Regions from separate parts of the Homo sapiens genome. Here region 2 is linked to region 1. A link is a loop called in an ENCODE intact Hi-C map of the cell type or tissue named here. Cell type or tissue: gastrocnemius medialis. All regions are shown on one strand. Links, peaks and the distances in the headings refer to the core of each region. The heading gives the core; the rest is flanking DNA.

What was found. Hi-C counts contacts between places; a loop is a spot of excess contacts. Peaks named below come from ENCODE experiments on the same cell type or tissue, not always from the same donor. Only the 100,000 strongest peaks of a DNase experiment are listed, where the experiment ranks them.
Region 2: a loop joins it to region 1, with 7 times the contacts of the local background. A loop is called at or near these places in 6 of 110 quality-filtered maps.

The regions. Positions count from the first base shown.
Region 1 is chr5:5,478,250-5,486,249 of GRCh38, forward strand. The region is part of intron 17 of ICE1 (interactor of little elongation complex ELL subunit 1); the gene reads left to right. Among named protein-coding and RNA genes, the nearest start is that of ICE1, 60 kb to the left of the region's middle. In gastrocnemius medialis, for the core only: no CTCF peak of the experiment used is centred there; no DNase peak of the experiment used is centred there; H3K27ac peaks cover 4,488 bases.
Region 2 is chr5:6,821,019-6,830,542 of GRCh38, forward strand. LINC02236 (long intergenic non-protein coding RNA 2236) reads left to right here. Exons shown (of 2, transcript NR_146281.1): 2 at 5,625-5,710. It overlaps MIR4278 (microRNA 4278), which reads right to left and starts at 6,903; the gene lies at 6,835-6,903. LOC105374641 (a long non-coding RNA gene) reads left to right here and starts at 8,745. Exons shown (of 3, transcript XR_925740.3): 1 at 8,745-8,792. RefSeq lists enhancers at 2,114-2,698, 6,963-7,112, 9,310-9,524. In gastrocnemius medialis, for the core only: no CTCF peak of the experiment used is centred there; a DNase peak (open chromatin) is centred at 5,101; H3K27ac peaks cover 615 bases.

The sequences.
Region 1 (8,000 bases), core at 1-8,000:
GCTTCAGCAAAGTCTCAGGATACAAAATCAATGTGCAAAAATCACAAGCATTCCTATATATCAGTAATAGACAAGCATAGAGCTAAATCATGTGTGAACTCCCATTCATAATTGCTACAAAGAGAATAAAATGCCTAGTAATAAAACTTACAAGGGATGTGAAGGACCTCTTCAAGGAGAACTACAAACCACTGCTCAAGGAAAAAGGACACAAATGGAAAAACATTTCATGCTCATGGATAGGAAGAATCAATATCGTGAAAATAACCACACTGCCCAAAGTAATTTATAGATTCAATGCTATTTCCATCAAGCTACCACTGACTTTCTTCGCAGAATTAGAAAAAACTACTTTAAATTTCATATGGAGCCAAAAAACCCATATAGCCAACACAGTTGTAAGCAAAAAGAACAAAGCTGGAAGTGTCACAGTAGACTTCAAACTATACTAAAAGGCTATAGAAGCCAAAATAGCATGATACTGATACCAAAACAGACATATAGACCAATGGAACAGAACAGAGACCTCAGAAATAACTACACATCTACAGCCATCATCATGATCTTTGACAAACCTGATAAAAACAAGCAACGGGAAAAGGATTCCCTATTTATTAAATGGTGCTGGGAAAACTGGCTAGCCGTATGCATAAAACTGAAATTGGACCCCTTCCTTACACCTTATACAAAAATTAACTTAAGATGGATTAAAGACTTAAATGTAAAACCCAAAACCATAAAAACCCTAAAAGAAAAACTAGGCAATACCATTCAGGACATAGGCATGGGCAAAGACTTCATGACTAAAACGCCAAAAGCAATTGCAACAAAAACCTGAATTGACAAATGGGATCTCATTAAACTAAAGAGCTTCTGCACAGCAAAAGAAACTACCGTCAGAATGAACAGGCATCCTACAGAATGGGAGAAATTTTTTGCAATCTATCCATCTGACAAAGGTCCAATATCCAGAATCTACAAGGAATGTAAACAAATTTACAAGAAAAAACAACCCTATCAAAAAGTGGGCAAAGGATACGAACAGACACTTCTCAAAAGAAGACATTTATGCGGCCAACAAACATGAAAAAAAGCTCATCATTCACTGGTTATTAGAGAAACGCAAATCAAAACCACTATGAGGTACCATCTCACACTAGTTAGGATGGTGATCATTAAAAAGTCAGGAAACAACAGATGCTGGTGAGGCTGTGGAGAAATAGGAATGCTTCTACACTGCTGGTGGGAGTGGAAATTAGTTCAAGCATTGTGGAAGACAGTGTGGTGATTCTCAAGGATCTAGAAACAGAAATACCATTTGACCCAGCAATCTCACACTAGTGGGTATATACCCAAAGAATTATAAATCATTCCACTATAAAGACTCATGCACACATATGTTTATTGCAGCACTATTTACAATAGCAAAGACTTGGAACCAACCCAAGTGTCCATCAGTGAGAGACTGGATAAAGAAAATGTGGCACATAATATACCATGGAATACTATGCAGCCATAAAAATGAGTTATGTCCTTTGCAGGGACATGGATGAAGCTGGAAGCCATCATTCTCAGCAAACTAACACAGGAACAGAAACCCAAGCACTGCATGTTCTCACTCATAAGTGGGAGTTGAACAGTGAGAACACATGGACACAGGGGAACATCACACACTGGGGCCTGTCGGGGCATGGGGGGTAAGGGGAGGGAGAGCATTAGGACAAATACCTGTGGGACTTAAAACCTAGATGATGGGTTGATAGGTGCAGCAAACCATCATGGCACATGTATACCTATGTAACAAACCTGTACGTTCTGCATGTGTATTCCACAACTGAAAAAAGAAAGCTCTCTTAGTTTTGACCTGACTTCTCTATCTGCAGCATGTATTCTTTGCCCCTGGGGAATATAAAACAAGCTTCATCCAATTTCTGCATTATAGCCCTTAGATACTTTGAAGATAATTATGACTTTTAAGTATCTTTGGATTTTTCTTTTTCTTTTTTTTTTTTTTTTTTGAGATGGAGTCTGGCTCTGTTGCCCAGGCTGGAGTGCAGTGGCACCATCTCGGCTCACTGCAAGCTCCGCCTCCCGGGTTTGCGCCATTCTCCTGCCTCAGCTTCCCTAGTAGCTGGGACTACAGGCGCCCGCCACCACGCCCGGCTAATTTTTGTATTTTTAGTAGAGACGGGGTTTCATCATGTTAGCCAGGATGGTCTCGATCTCCTGACCTCGTGATCCACCCACCTCGGCCTCCCAAAGTGCTGGGATTACAGGTGGAGCCACCGCGCCCAGCCGGATTTTTCTTAATGAAAACTCACAGATAGCATCATTTGAAATAAGGTTAGTGTTTGAGAATCGGTTATATAAGTCAGTCTAAAAATAGATCACAGTAGGAAATACCCTGTGAATTTTGTTACTGTATCGGCAAATTTGCATTCCTCCTCTGTGTGTACTTTGCATGCAAATATAGCAACATTGCCCTAAGTAAATAAAATGGTTCTAGACAAAAACCTGGTTACAAAGTAGACACCAAATTTCACTGGAAATAACCAATAATACACTTGGAGATAAGTTACCAAACAAGAGTGTAGGAGAACCAAATGATTGCCAAAGACTATGAATTTGGTAGAGATACATCAGAAGATAAGCAGAGGCACAGAAGTGGAAATGAAACTATGCCATGTGGTGTACAGGTTCAAAACTGTTTTGCTGAATTCCTTAGTTCAAGATACCCTCAAGAACAATTTTCATTCTAGCTGTGGAGCGCTAGGGAACACAGGAGGGTCAGTGATGGCATTCCCCATAGTTAGGTGACATCTATATATCTGGAAATGCTGATTTCAGTAGCAGCTTCTCTTATGAATTCAGGAAAAAATGCTCATGCTTTTGACTCATTCTAAATTGTGAAATCTTTTTTGAGAGTTAAAAAAAATTAGAAGAGATGTTTTAAGGTGTAAATAAATATGTTATCCTAGATAATCTGTGGAATTTTCAAAACAATATGGTATTTTTTTAAGTCACACTTTAAAATATGGTGATTTTTTTGTTCTTGTTTTACTGGTTGTGTTTCTGTATTGGTTAATCTGGAGAGGAAATAAGAGTGAAGACTGTTTTTTGTGGTCAGCAGCCTTATACGACAGCGGAAGCAGCCTCTTTGCGTTTATAGAGGAGGGTCAGCTGTACCTGTGATTTATCTTGGTGTCTTCTCCAGTGTCTCTTCTAACTAGTGTTTATCTTCTGGGATTACCAAATTTGGCTGGCCATCCAAATTGCCAGAGAAGCTTCTTAAAAAACATAGATTCTCAGGTTCCATCTTCCAAGGTTCTGATAGTGTTAGAGTAGTGTCTGCAAAGCTCTATAGGCATGCTAATGAAATAATGGGTTCGGAAAAGAATGATTGCCATAAATAAAATAGTATACACGGTCATTCACCACATAACAATGTTTTCATCAGCAGTGGAGCACATACCAGAAGGTGATCTCAGAAGATGATAATACCTTGTTTTCCTGTACCCTTTCTATGTTTAGATACACAAATGCTTACTCAAGTGTTATAGTTGCCTCCAGTATTCGGTACAGGAACATGCTGTACAGATTTGTAGCCTATCAGTAGGCTACCCCATATAGCCTAGGTGTGTAGTGGCTACTGCATCCATGTTTGTGCAAGTGTACTCTAGGATGATGTTTGTCCAAGGACAGAATCTCCTCAAAGATGAATTTCTTAAAATGTGGTCTCCTGACTAAGCGACCTGTGACTGTACTTTACCTTTCATTTAGATGTCACAAAACTCTTTTAAAGAAAACTATTTAAGATTATATACTTTCAAATATGTACCTTAAAATATGTGAATTAAGAATATGTTAATAGTTTATTTAAAAAGAAGGATGTGTAATTGTAGGGATAAAATATGGCTTGTAATTTTGTTCAAATCAAGTCTAGTTTATTCTTTGAATCTAAAATTCTGGCTGTTGAGAGCCAAATAATTTATGACTATTTAATAATATGTATTATTTAGAGTAATATATGCATACTTATACAATTAAGACTGATATACAATACAATTATATGTTATAGAGAATAAGAATAATGTGTAATTAACATAATATATAATTGACAATACCATGTACTAAAATGCTTATAAACATATAAAAGCAGTTCAGAGGATGGATAATTAGAAAGCGTAATGTCAAAGTAGGAGCAAAGTCAGGAAGAATAAGCCCTTCTCAGGTCTGCTGATGAAGTCGTGTGCATGAGCAAGATGGGTGTGGGGAGGCTGGAGCACAGCCTAGTGGGCTGCCACGTGTGCACAGGTGCACCAGCACAGGAGAGGAGCAGCAGAGCCTGGTCCTGCCTGTCCTTTTCGTGCCGTGGCACTATACGCAGGAGATGGGACTCAGAGCGAGGCAGTTGCTGGGTGACAAGGACAGTAGTGTGGGCTGAGGGCAAAGGGTGAAAGTGAGTGAAGCCTGCTGTTTAGGCCTGGCAGATTTCTCAGAGGTGACATTAACACCCCCACCCCCCAACACACACACACACACACACACACACACACACACACTCATCTGGATGAGAGTTTGAATTGTTACTAAGGAGAAACTGTTAGTGAACTTTCTTGCCATTTCTGAATCTGACCTTGACTGAAAAATTGAGTAAAAAATCAAGTTGGTAGGCTGTGATTTAATAATAATAACTTAAGTCACACACTAATCTTCATAAAATAAAGGAATTGTCTTTATTCTTTTTTTGTTTTTTTTGAGACGGAGTTTCGCTCTTGTTGCCCAAGCTGGAGTGCAATGGCGTGATCTCAGCTCACTGCAACCTCCACCTCCCAGGTTCAAGCGATTCTCCTGTCTCAGCCTCCCGAGTAGCTGGGATTACAGGCATGCGCCACCATGCTCGGCTAATTTTTTGTTGTTTTTTTTAGTAGAGACAGAGTTTCTCCATGTTGGTCAGGCTGGTCTCAAACTCCCGGCCTCAGGTGATCCTCCTGCCTTGGCCTCCCAAAGTGCTGGGATTACAGGTGTGAGCCACCATGCCCGGCCACTGTCTATTCTTAATTCAAAATTTGCACATCCTATTGAGATTTTTACTCCGTGGACAGTAAAACAAGCTTTAGGTCAGTGAGACTTGCGTTATCTAATGTTGGATTCAGGTGTGAGCATTGCTAACAGCAAATGGTCACAGGATTAGTACACGGGGTTTACTCCAACCTACCTTAATGATTAACTATTAAAGAGCATTTTGTGGAATGCTTGAATTGCTCTAGAGTCACAGAAATGTGGTGGAGAATAGAAACTGATCTCACTGCAGTGCTCAGTTCTTGGCAGAGCTGAAGCCTAGAAAGATTAAGCCCTTCTCTGAGGCCATCCAGTGGAAAGGTAGCAAAGTTGGGACAGAAATTTGCCTACCACTGGATTCAGTGGAGTGTAAATCTGTAGAATACCACCTTTCTGCCCCAAAGAGCTTATAAAATCCTGAATAATTTGCCCCTCCTTGTATTAACTGGAACCTAGAGCTAGAAAAACACTGTGTCACATGTCAGGTTTCTGCAGGTCAGACCGAAGTAGCCATTATTCAGTGATTTCTATCTGTTCTCTTGGCAAATCTGTCAGCTTTCCTTTGAAATTGTGTCAGCTCACCTTTCCTTTGCAAACTTGCATCCAGAATCTTAAATGAAAACCCTGCTGTCTTTATCTTCTAATTAGTGTTTATTAGAAGGGTCTGCCTGTAGACTTACTTTCTGTGCAGGCCTCAGCTCTGCTGGGGCTCCCTTGACAGTGCTGGGGATTGCATTGTCATGGACGTTGAGATTAGCTCCTCATTTCTTATTTGTATTCTAATACGGCTGGATGGCCCTGGAGTGTCCTCACATACCTTCTGTGGGGAGCTCTTCCTCCATCATGGCCAATCTGTCATCTCTGTCAGGTCATCGTATATTGAGTCTTTTTCCCCAAATCATCTACTAGACTCATGATTTCCTCTTATTTTACTCCTTAGCTCCATTAATTTAAATCACTTATAAAACTGAATTTCATTAAGTGCTTTTAATTGAAAGGGAGCCCTTATAACATGATGATATATTTCCTGGGAACGCATGCACATCCCATGATTGAGTAATACCATAGCTGTGCTAGATGTGCATCCCTTTCTCTGCTGTTAGTCATACAGTTAATATCCGTGGTAGATTGTTCCAGAGGACAGATCCAGTGGTATGCTGGTAGCAGTTTAATCTGATTGCAAAGAGATATTTGAAAGTGGTCAGTGACCTGAAATTTCTGATTTCTGAAGTAAATTACTTTTCAGTTTCCTAGGCTCCCTAGAAATTATTCAGATATTTACAATATCATCTTACATTGGGAGTTATCCTGATATTCTTTGATCAGTAATTATGTACTGAGCATCTGCTGTGTATCTCAATATTCAGGCTGCACGTACCTAGCACTAAGCTAGTTCCTGTAGAGGATACAAAGTAATGCAAATTACTTAAGCGTCCCATGCCTCAGCTTCTCCACATTTAAAATAGAGATGAAACTCATATGCTGGATCCACATATAGACCTGTGGGACACTTGTAGTATTGAGAGAGAATGTGAACACAGAACGCTGAGCATACAATATGATACTGTTGTAAAAGCACATCCAAGATATGTTCGCAATTCTCCTACTTAGGAGTCAAAAGAAGATGAGGATTTGCCTGGATGGAGGGAACAGGATTCCACTTTGAAGCAAGTTCTCATCCATAGGAGAGCTCCTGGAGTAAGGGAAGGCTGCGAGTGTAGGGGAATGGGGGGAATGATGCCATCCTGCTTGCTTTAGCCTTTGGGGAATTTGGTTGCCCTGTGATCTCCATCCTTGGATCTTTGGTTCTCATACCTGTTAGTTATTATTGAGAACCCTCAAAGAACTTTTGTTACTCCAGGTTACATCTATCTGTATTTACTTTGTTAGTAATTAAAAACTCAGAAATTGTTTATTTAGTTATTCATTTAAAATGAACAGTAATGAACCCATAAATGACGTTTTTAATGAAAGATAACTATATTTCCAAAACAAACAAAAAATAATGAGAATCGCATTGCCTTGTTGCAGACCTTTGTACTGTCTGGTTTGATATCAGATGGCTGATTTTTCATTATCTGTTCTGCATTCATTCTCGTGTGTTTTTCATATCCGTAAGACTGAATATATGAAGAAAACCCATTCTCATACAAATACACAGTTAATGGAGGGCAGAATCTTTTACTAGCCTTTTCAAATACGGATATTCTTTTTTGATGCTACAATAAAACTCAACAAGTAGTAATTTCTTAAAGGGTACTTGAAGTGTGAAATCTGAAATGCTGTCAGTGAGCTTTTTATACCTTGTTACACTAAAATCCATTGAGCTAGCTTAAATGTTGAAGGGATCCTTTTGCCCACTTATGATTTTGTAACCTGCATTATTCACTTGGAAAATAATTGATTGACATAGATCTTCGAAATGCCAACAATACCCAAAAATCACATTTAATATCACCAATCTCATCACAGAAAAGTCTTAAATATTGTAAAGCTGTCAAGCTCAGGATAGCTGATGAAAATTGTTCCAAACTTTTAATTTTGCTTAAAAGCTCAGATGTTATTGACCACGAGGATAAAGTTCATTTAAGTTACAGGTTCACTTTGTTTATTGTTGAAAAAAATCTGCGTTGTTCCAGTTAGCCATAGTTTGTCAGTTCTTTCAATCAAAGGTGGTGTCCTATGAGAAAAAAGCGCCTAATTTCACTCACAAGACAAACAATTGGATAAGTGCATTTCTTCACAACAACCAGTGTACTCAGTGTATGGGGGAGTGCTTCCTGTGCCGTCTACAGCATGTTACAGAGTTCTGTGCTTAGGGGTCCAGGTTTAGTGAGAGTAATTGTGACTAAGTAAAATTGGCTTTTTGAGTGTGAGCACCTGGCAGTGGAGAATAACTCCCATTTAGCGAGGTGCCACTGTCTTGACTTGCACTCACA
Region 2 (9,524 bases), core at 937-8,936, 1.3 Mb after region 1:
TCAGACAGTTCCTAAGTGTGGCCTCTAGAGGTCGCCACCATCCCACGACAGCTTGGTGGTTGAGCGGTGGGTGATAAACGAGGAAGACTGTAGGGGCGCCTGTTCGCGTGTAAAGACTATAAGAAACTTCATTTGTTTTTGCATTCTGGAAATAATGTTCATATGCAGCAGTTTTAAAAATCGATGTTAGAGAATGCAGTTAAAATTCTCTCCTAAATTTAGTTATTTCTTAATAAAATCCAAATGTTTGCAGAAGTACATGTTAAACAAAACAGGAGGTGACTGTGTGATTTAAAAAATAATTCCCGTTAGGATTTCTTTAAATGTTAACCATTCTACTTCATTTCATCAATTTAGAATAATTTATTTATGGCAACATTTTAGAAGTAGACTTAATAAAGAAAAGTGTACCAGGATAGTTTAATCTGATTTAACTCAATATTAAGTTTCCTGAACTCTATAGACTATACACAGTCATATATAACCAGAACTATTCCTTGGGTGACTTCCCAGAGGCACATTTTGTTAATAGTCTTTTGGGCGATTTTCTTGCTCATCATGAAACCATAGTAGGTGCTAAAGTACTTCCTCGTTAATTTTTTGTTTTTCAAAATTTTCTGTAAAAATCATGGAGTTAAATAGAATATGCATACACACATTATTTATTTTAAAAGTATTTTGCTTTTTCCAAACAGTGGGAAACATTCAAAGTGTGTTTCTGGGGTAATAGCAGCTTTTTAGAAAGTTTTTAAGAACCTGAGAACTAAAGAGATGATGTTTTAGCATTTATTCACTTTGTCCCTCAAAGCACGGCAGAATTATTTAGAGCTGCTTGTTTGCCTCTTTTTAGACATCTCGTTAGGATTCAGACTGTTTCTTGCACAGGGGAGATCTCAGCCTGAGGAAAACATGATGTAGAATGCATTGGGAAGATTCCAGTAAGATCAAGGGGAGGGGGCTTGGAGATGGAAAATGGGCCAGGACTTTCCGCTGTGCCCCACTTCTGCCTTGCAACCCTGTCGTCAACACGGGGATGGTGACCACTATAAGCACAGCTGCATTTGCTTCAAGACATAAAATGCAGACTTCCCTGCTTGGTGTGAAGGTGCCACAGGCAAGCAGACTGACACAGGCTCTGGAGGGAAATCGTGCATCCTGTCTGTTGCACGCGAGGATGCGATGGCCACAGTGATGCTCCAACCCACGTCTGTTAAGTGGGAGCAGAGCCAGGAGCTGGGCGATGGAACCCATGGTTTCTGAAACAGGAGAGTTGCTGCTTCACAGCGTGGAGGTGCACAGTCCAGCCTCTCACAGTTGCCTTGGCTAGCAGCAGAGCAAGGGAGGATCAGGTGGATAGTGTGGTGATTACAAATGCAGCTCGATGCTTTCAGTTGTGGCACCAAATACATTCTAATATTTAAAAGGACCTGTGAATTGTAAGAGCTGGAAAACTAATCGAAGATGGACAGTGCACCCTGGTGACAGACTCATTCCCCTAGTCTGGTGTTGAGGACATACTATGCTGTTAGTGCTTACCATGTAGGAGGTCAACACACTGAAGGAAACTCAGCCACTTTCTCATTCATAACTGCACAATAATGGCCTCCATTATGCTTTTTGGAGGACCCCTTTTTTGGACCACAGCTAATCGGGCTTCCATCTGTCACCCAGGTGTCCCTTGGCCAGAGTCATTGCCCTCGAGGTTTCCCTCAGTGTGGCTGGCTCAGCTGGCTGCCTGCGTGGGCAGCTCCTATCACCTCTGCCAATTCTCCAGCTTGCTTTCTTCTGACTTTCTCAGTCACTGCTGAAAGTGGGTTTGCAAAGCAGTTTCTTCTTCCCCCACAGCGCCCTGTCCCACCAGGCTGGTATGAAACCCCGGCTGCCTTCCCTAGAAATCCCAGCAAACCAAACCAAACCTCTGTGAGGATCCCTGACGAGGCCCCGGTGAGGGAGGACCCGAGGCAGGACACACTCCACCGCCCGGCCGCTCCTCCTGTGCAGGCCCCTCACCCTCTACGCGCTGCTCCGAGTCCAAGGCTCCCAGTCAGCCGCCTCTGGGTGCCTTAGACCACCGAGGGTCCAGAGTGGGGGACCTGGGAACCTTTCCCCCGACTCTGCTCTGCCGATGTTTTCCGCCCACACGGCGGCAGCACCACTGTGTCCCCTGGGGAGACCTGCTGTTGTTCCGGCTTCCCCTCCCACAGGGCTGACCCGTGCACCTCTTCCATTTGCCTCTCCAGCCAGGGGTGGCTGTCGCTTTCTGCTGTTGCTCACCCTCCCTGTTTGCTGCTCGGCCCCCTCCGTCACGGGTGACCAATCCCCTGCACGGAGTTCTCTCTGTTGTTCAAGTGGCCCAGTTGTTTCCCTGGCCAGATCCTCAAGGACACAGTTGTCTCCTTCCTCCGCTGACTCTTTCATTTTCTTCTATTCCATTTTGTCCACGAATATTCCTCTGTCTTCCAGAAGTAGGTGATTCTGACACCTAAGCCTCGTGGCTGTTCCCATTCCTCTGAGGAATGCAGTCCTGACAGCATCCTTATCCCCCCGGGGATCAGTGCTTCCTGAGTCGTAGAGAACTGTTTCTGTACCTTGTTGTGAATAACTAGACAACATTTTGTCTTACCTAATCAAAATGTCCCCCAAAATCCTTAGGTTCTTTTAAAATGAATACATTTTTACACTTTGGGTTACAATCTGAAGATTAACACCAGTGCAATATATGATTAGTTTAGAAGCCTCCCTTTCTAGTACATGAAAAAAAAAAAAGCAATGAGTTTTATGATCAAAGTTAAAGAATTAGCCTCTATATACCTTGAGAGGTGTCAGTCAAGCACATTTGATCTGCATTGATTCTGGTTTTGTTTTCAGGCATTCTAGAGTTTCCATTTATTGGACATCCTATGTCTATTTTTTGTTTATCTTATACATCTAAATCTTTTTCTTCTGATAGGAAATGTTTCCTGCATTCTGGGTGATTTTATGCAGCTTGTCTGAGGAAGTGCTAATTCTGTTAACTCCCCAGTGTTGATTCTCCGTTTTATTCTGTGCACTGTGGGCTTACCTCCTGGGTGGTATCACTCTGTGCTGCGACTTCTCGGCATAAACAGAGCTCTTTTTCTTGCTCTGATCCCGCCCCGGCTCTTCTTTGATCTTCTGTTTCATGGAGCTCACCTGAACGTCTCCAGCCTCAGCAGCTTCCGATGGCCCTGCAAGTTGATGTTCCTGAGCTCCTATACAATTCCGGGTATATTTCTGTGTTTTTAAGGACTTTAAAATAAACATATACGCCACCTACTGTATGATTCCAACTACATGACATTCCGGAAAAGGCAAAACTATGGAGATGGAAAAAAGACATCAGTGGTTGCCAGGACCTGGGGGGAGGGAGGGATGAACGGGCAGAGCCCTGAAGAATTTCAGGACAGTGAAAATGTATGATACTGTAATCATGTGTATCCATGTCATTCTGCACTTGTCCAAACCACAGCATGCACAATTCCAATCGTGAATCCTGGTGTAAACTATGGATCTAGGTGATTAGGATGCATCAGTACAGGTCCACCAGCTGTCATGACTGAACCGCTCTGGTGCAGGGTGCTGATAGTGGGGGAGGCCGGATGGGTGTGGGGTACGAGTATATAACTCTCTGTACCTTCTGCCCAATTGTGCTGTGAACCTAGAACTGTTCTAAAAAATAAAATCTATTAAAATATGTACATATGCATGCAACAATTCTCTATGCAATTAAAAATAATATAGGGACTTTAGAATAAACCATAAATGCCATTTACTCCTTTAAGTGACCCCTGACAGTTTCCTCCCTAGAAGGAGCCACTATTAACAATCATGCCTGTATCTCTCTAGATCCTTTTCTGTGCCTTCACATGTACTTACACGCACACTCACACGCACTTACTAATGCCCTCACACACACAGACACATGAACACATCCATACACACTCACACACACAACTGTAAAATGTAAACAGGATTCTACTTTACATGTTCCCTTCATGATTTTTCTAACAATCTTCAAAACCTTAACATGTCAGAACATACTATCAGAATTCATTCTTTTTCACTGGTTCATCATGTTACTCGTTTCCCTCTTGGGTTGTTTTCATCTTCTTGAGTAGTTGGCGATTCTTAAACATATACCCTGAATATCAATCTTTAGCCTATGGTATATGTTGCAAATATTTTCTCTTATTTTTCTAATTTTCCCTTTTTTTATGGTGTTCTTTGGTCACAGGCATGTTTTAAATGTTCATGTAGTGTTTCCTTTGACTTCTGAATTTTGTGAGCTAGAATTTACAAAATTCTATATTTACAAAATATTCTATATTTACAAAATTCTAGCTCAGAGAATCCTTCCCCATTATAAGATTATGAAGCTATTTTGATATTTTCTTCCATTCTTTCAAAATCATTTAGAATTTACTTTTGGCCATGGTATATCTAATTTTATATTTCTCCTTAATGGATGGCCAGTTACTTGAAAACCATTGAATACATGGAGGAAAGCATTTTTCCACACTGATTAAAAAATGCCACCTTAGTGATATGTCTAGATTTTCTGTTTAGTTCTATTGATTTGTCCTTTCCTCCATAAACACATTATGTAAATTTCTATAACAAGACAATATGTTTTGATATCTGGCCTATTTCCCTTAATTGTGTGTTTTAAATCAGAATTTATTAGTTTTTTTTTTTTTGCATTTATTTACTCTGCCAGATGAATGTGGGAATCAGTGTGTCAGGTTCTAAAAACATACTGTTGTAATTTTGGTCAGGATTGCATCGAATATGCAGATCAAGTTTGGGAACCTTGGGAACCTCCACAGGTGTTTGGATACAGATCTTGCACATTTCTTGTCAGCTGCATGTCTAGGCTTTCTGTTCCTCTCGTTACTGTGACTGGGATCTTTTTTCCCCTATTGCACTTTCTACTTGCTGTGACTAGTACATATATAGAAAATTGAGTCAGTGTAATTCATGTGAGTGGCGTAACAGTCTTAAAGTTTCAGTGCTTTAACACCTGTATTTCTTGCTGATGGACAAGTTGCTGTAAGCTGGGCCACTTTCATCTCAGTAATGCCTTAGCATGCCGGTTCTTTCCACTGCAACCGTGCCGAGTGGAGAATTTCTGGACTCTCTTCCTTAACATTGCTGACTGCACTCTGGCCCTCCCTTTCTGAATGCATCTCTTTCTTGTGATGGTTTTCCAAGTGGAGCTTTCACAGCGCATGCTACTAACCTCTGCTCTTCTCCAGAATGACAAAAGCCTCTGGCGTGTGACCTATGCTCCAAGAAATAAAAGGCAAAAGTTTCACTAAATATTTTGCTGCAAGAAAGTGTTGATCCAATTTTCCAGTCTTAAATATCATTTGTCTTACCTCCTGACACCCAGCTGCTAGAATAATACTATGTAGTTTAGGTTTTATTATTTTTTAAAAAATCAAATACCTTGTTTCCAGTCACTAAGTTCTTATTAGGGTAACTAACACAGGCTGATGTCACAAACAACCCACAGATCTCATCATTGAAGTGATTTCTTTCTCACATCATAGGCCTCTAATGGACTTGCTCTGATTTTGAAGGTGTTTTCTCTTTGTCTTTTCTAGGAAGTTGGGGATGAGAGAGGGGAAGGAGTAGCATCTTGTTCCGTCGGCCTCCTTGATCTAAGCCTTTGTTGTGAATTCGTTTTTACCACATTTAAAGTGTGATGCCCAGAATGGAACTCGGGGCTGCTGGCACCCCCATCCATCTTTGGAGGCCCTGGACATAATCGATGGGGCAGGCAGAAGACCTGCAGCTCCAAGCCTGCTAGTCGGTGAGCCTGGAATTGCTATGCTCTTAGGATCATGTGTTCCCACTGTGAATGCTTTTGGCGGCTTTTCCCACTGGCCACTTGGTCATATCCATACCCAGACTGAACCAGCTCTGACCCCAGGCCCTCCCCACCATGCCCATCCTACCAGGGTGCCCCCGGCTGAGGCTGCCTCTTGAGGCCACACCCTCCACCTGTATAACCCCAGCTTTGGAGCCTGCGGATCCTGCCTGAGCTGCTCTCACCCTTTGGAAACCAAGGATTGAGCATTGTTCCCTGAGTGTATTTCTGGTTATGACTTTCTCTTTTCTCCACAGAAAGGCATCTCTCTGCAGGTATTGGGTTTTCTCTGAGCTCAGCTGCTGCTCTTGGCCTTCTTTCTCCAGTTTCTGTCCTCCTCTACCAGCCTTGAGACTGCAGTGTGGAGATATGTCGCCTCTGTTTTGTCTGGGCTGCTTCTGTCTGGGATGATGGAATCCTCACTAAATGGGAAATGTTTATGGAGGAGGAGGGAGATGGGGAAGTCATTCCCTCCTGTTAACATTTCGGCTTAAGTTAGCTTATTCATATGAATGACACAAAGTCGTAATTGCTCCTAATCAAATCTGTGCACACAGTAAAGCCTCTTTTATGCAATGAGTGTTTACTTAATTGAATGTTACATATAAATGAAGGTTACTCCTTCAAGTGACAAACGTGAGGGATTTCAATGGAAAATTCTGAAAATGAGCCCCTGAAGGAGGGAAGATGGGAGATGAAAGATGCTGGAAGAGAACAGAATGGGGCCAAGACGCTCCAGGAGAGCACCGGGGGAATCCCAGTTGCTCTTGGGTTTCACTTCCAAGGGCAAAACGATGATGACAAATTGCTTTCTGAGAATCCATCCCTCTTGCAGGGACTTTCAGCCAGAGACTTGTCCATAATGGGCTCTGCATCATGTCAGAGCCCTAAACCATAATTAAACACCATTGCATTTATTAGAGTCCTCATGATGTTACCTTAGATTCTTCCCCACAAGGGCAAACCCCCTAGTGTTGATGTCAATGTTCTATGGGATTCTCCTGGTGTTAGATGATTACAGTATCACGGAAACGTGAGGCTGCATCTGCTAAGTAACGTTTCACTCCTGTGTATCACAGAGGTTCTTCTCTAAGCCCCACCCACAGGAGAGCCAGACCTCTGCATCACAGATCACATGGAGAAACTGAAACAAATGCTGACTCTCGGGAGGTGATGATAGGACTCGTTTCCTTATCATTTTTTCAGAGCCCCAGAAGTTTACAATGATAAAAACAAGAGCATTTCATGAAACAGCATGCAAAAGCCCATGCATGCTGTCTATTTTTATATAAATCAGCAGAAGATAAAGAGCTTGTCTTGATTCATGCTGTTCCTCCAGGGAATGTTTTGCAAAAAGGCAAAAAAAAAAAAAAATCAGGGAGAAGAGCGAAGCCTATAAATACAATTGGAAAGGAAAATAAAAACAACTCACTAAACGTTGAGTTTGACGAAAACATAACAAAACCAAGGAACATTTTTATGTTTTTTTCCTTTCAGTTTTACTTTTGATCATGTTTCTTCCTGAGGTTTTATGAATATATACATCAAGTGGGAGAGATAAAAACCCCAAATAACTGTAGAATGATGAGAATGTAGGAAAGAGAATGTAGGCCCTTTTATTCCATGTTATTTTTCTCAGAAAAATGACAGTTCAACCTTTCCCCTTCTGATTGTCACTGGAAAGCAGTTTTCATCTGAAATGAAATGAGTGAGGATCATGAGTTTGCCTGTATGTCTTATATGAAGCCAGCGCTGTAGTGTCCTCACTTACAAACCCGTGTTTCAAGTTTACCCCTCAATTCCTGAAAGTCTGAAATTTTAGAGGGACAAAGGAAAATTAAGAATTAAGCTAAAAAGAGTTAAATTGTGGTTAACAAACATTTCTGTAAAAGGGGCGGAAAGTAAATATTTTCTGCACCGTGGGCCACAATTCAACCCAGCTCTGCCATCGTAGCCCAAAAGCAGCAAGAGACGAGATGCAAGCAGAGGGGGCAGCTGTGTTCTAATACACTTCATGCATATGCACATGTCAATTTCACATAATTTTCACATGTCACAAAATGTTAACATTCTTTTGATTTTTTTTTTCAACCATTTAACAGTGTAAGAATGATTCTTAGCTCATGGGTTCTATAAAAACAGGTGACAGCTGGATTTGACCCATGGGCCATACTTTACTGACCTTTGTACTAAATCATGCTCTCGACCCAATTTACCTTTAAAGTTGTTCTGATGAACATATTTCAACATTCAAAAATGGTATGTGGATTCATCTGTTTTACTGAATACTTTTACTTTTGATTACTGATCTCTGTCTTGGTTAAAGATGCCAAAAACTTAGGCATGACTCATCAGGTGTTCTACCGTGACCTTGGCTCCCAGGCCAGGGAGGATGGCATAAATAGGGTCAGATGGCATGTTGTCGTGGAAACCATAATGATAGCAGCTACTAATGAAGCAGAACTGACTGTGTGTCTGGAACTGTTTGAAGGGCTTTAGAACACTAGCCCAGCTAGTCAACACGATGAACCTAGGAGAAAGGTGCTAACATTCTCATTGTGGACATAGAGAAACTGAGGCACAGGAGGCTGACTGACCTACTCAAGATGATGTACAGTCCAAGTGAGAGCATCTGCTCCCACACTCGGTTGGGCCAATCCAGGCACCACACTGACTCATTCCACTACAGAAAGGAGAGTTCTCCCCTGCCAACGACTCATCCTGAGAGAGCAGAGCAATGAAGTGAAACTGGGATGAAAATCATGAGCAATGAAATGAAATGAAACTTGTAGAGCTGCTTAATTTAAGAGTAAACAAATTCTGCCTTAAATGCCAAGGCTCCTGGCAAGTGACAGAAACCCAACATTGACTAACTGAAGCTCGCCTAAGTGGGACGACCAAGGTGAGTGTCCCAAGAGCTGAGCCCAGAGACTAAAGCACTGTCCTCAGGATGCCCCCTCCATCCCTTGCCACCTCATGTCTCTGCCATCTCCATTCTGCTTTTCAGGTCAGTCTCATTGTTCCTCACTACAATGAAACAATGTTCAGGTGGTAAAAGTTGCTTCTGACAGCCCTACCCTAGAAGCTGGTAGGTCAAATCATGAGAGTAAGCTCGCCTTCCCATCCAACTCCAGGGAAAAGTCCAGGGAGCTGCTCCAGTGACCTCCCAGTGGTGGTCAAATGCCCTCCGAGAGTGAGTGCTATGGGTGCTCTGGTGCTATTTCCTCAGCCTGTTATGAACTCAACACAATACCAGGGAGAGGTAACTGCCAGTCCCACGGACAAATGGATTAGGAAGAGAATTCCCCAAAGAAGGGACCCAGGCACGCTAGAGCCAGAGAGGATGGGCTCCTCAGTTGGTGTGACTGAACTCCAGGGAGCCCAGAGTAAGAAAGGACCCTTGGCACCCTCCAGGAGACCCCAGATAAGCCCATAACAAAACTTCATTATATTTCAGCTCATTAAACTGGCTCAAAGAGAACCAAAATGACAGCAAATGGGTTTTTCCCTAGCATTAGAATCATTGTATGAAGTGGTTCTGGCTAAGCTCTAGCGCACAGGTTTTCAGGTAGACTTTCCATAATCAGATACATGTACACACGGACACTCGCATGTGCACACGGGCATGCACACA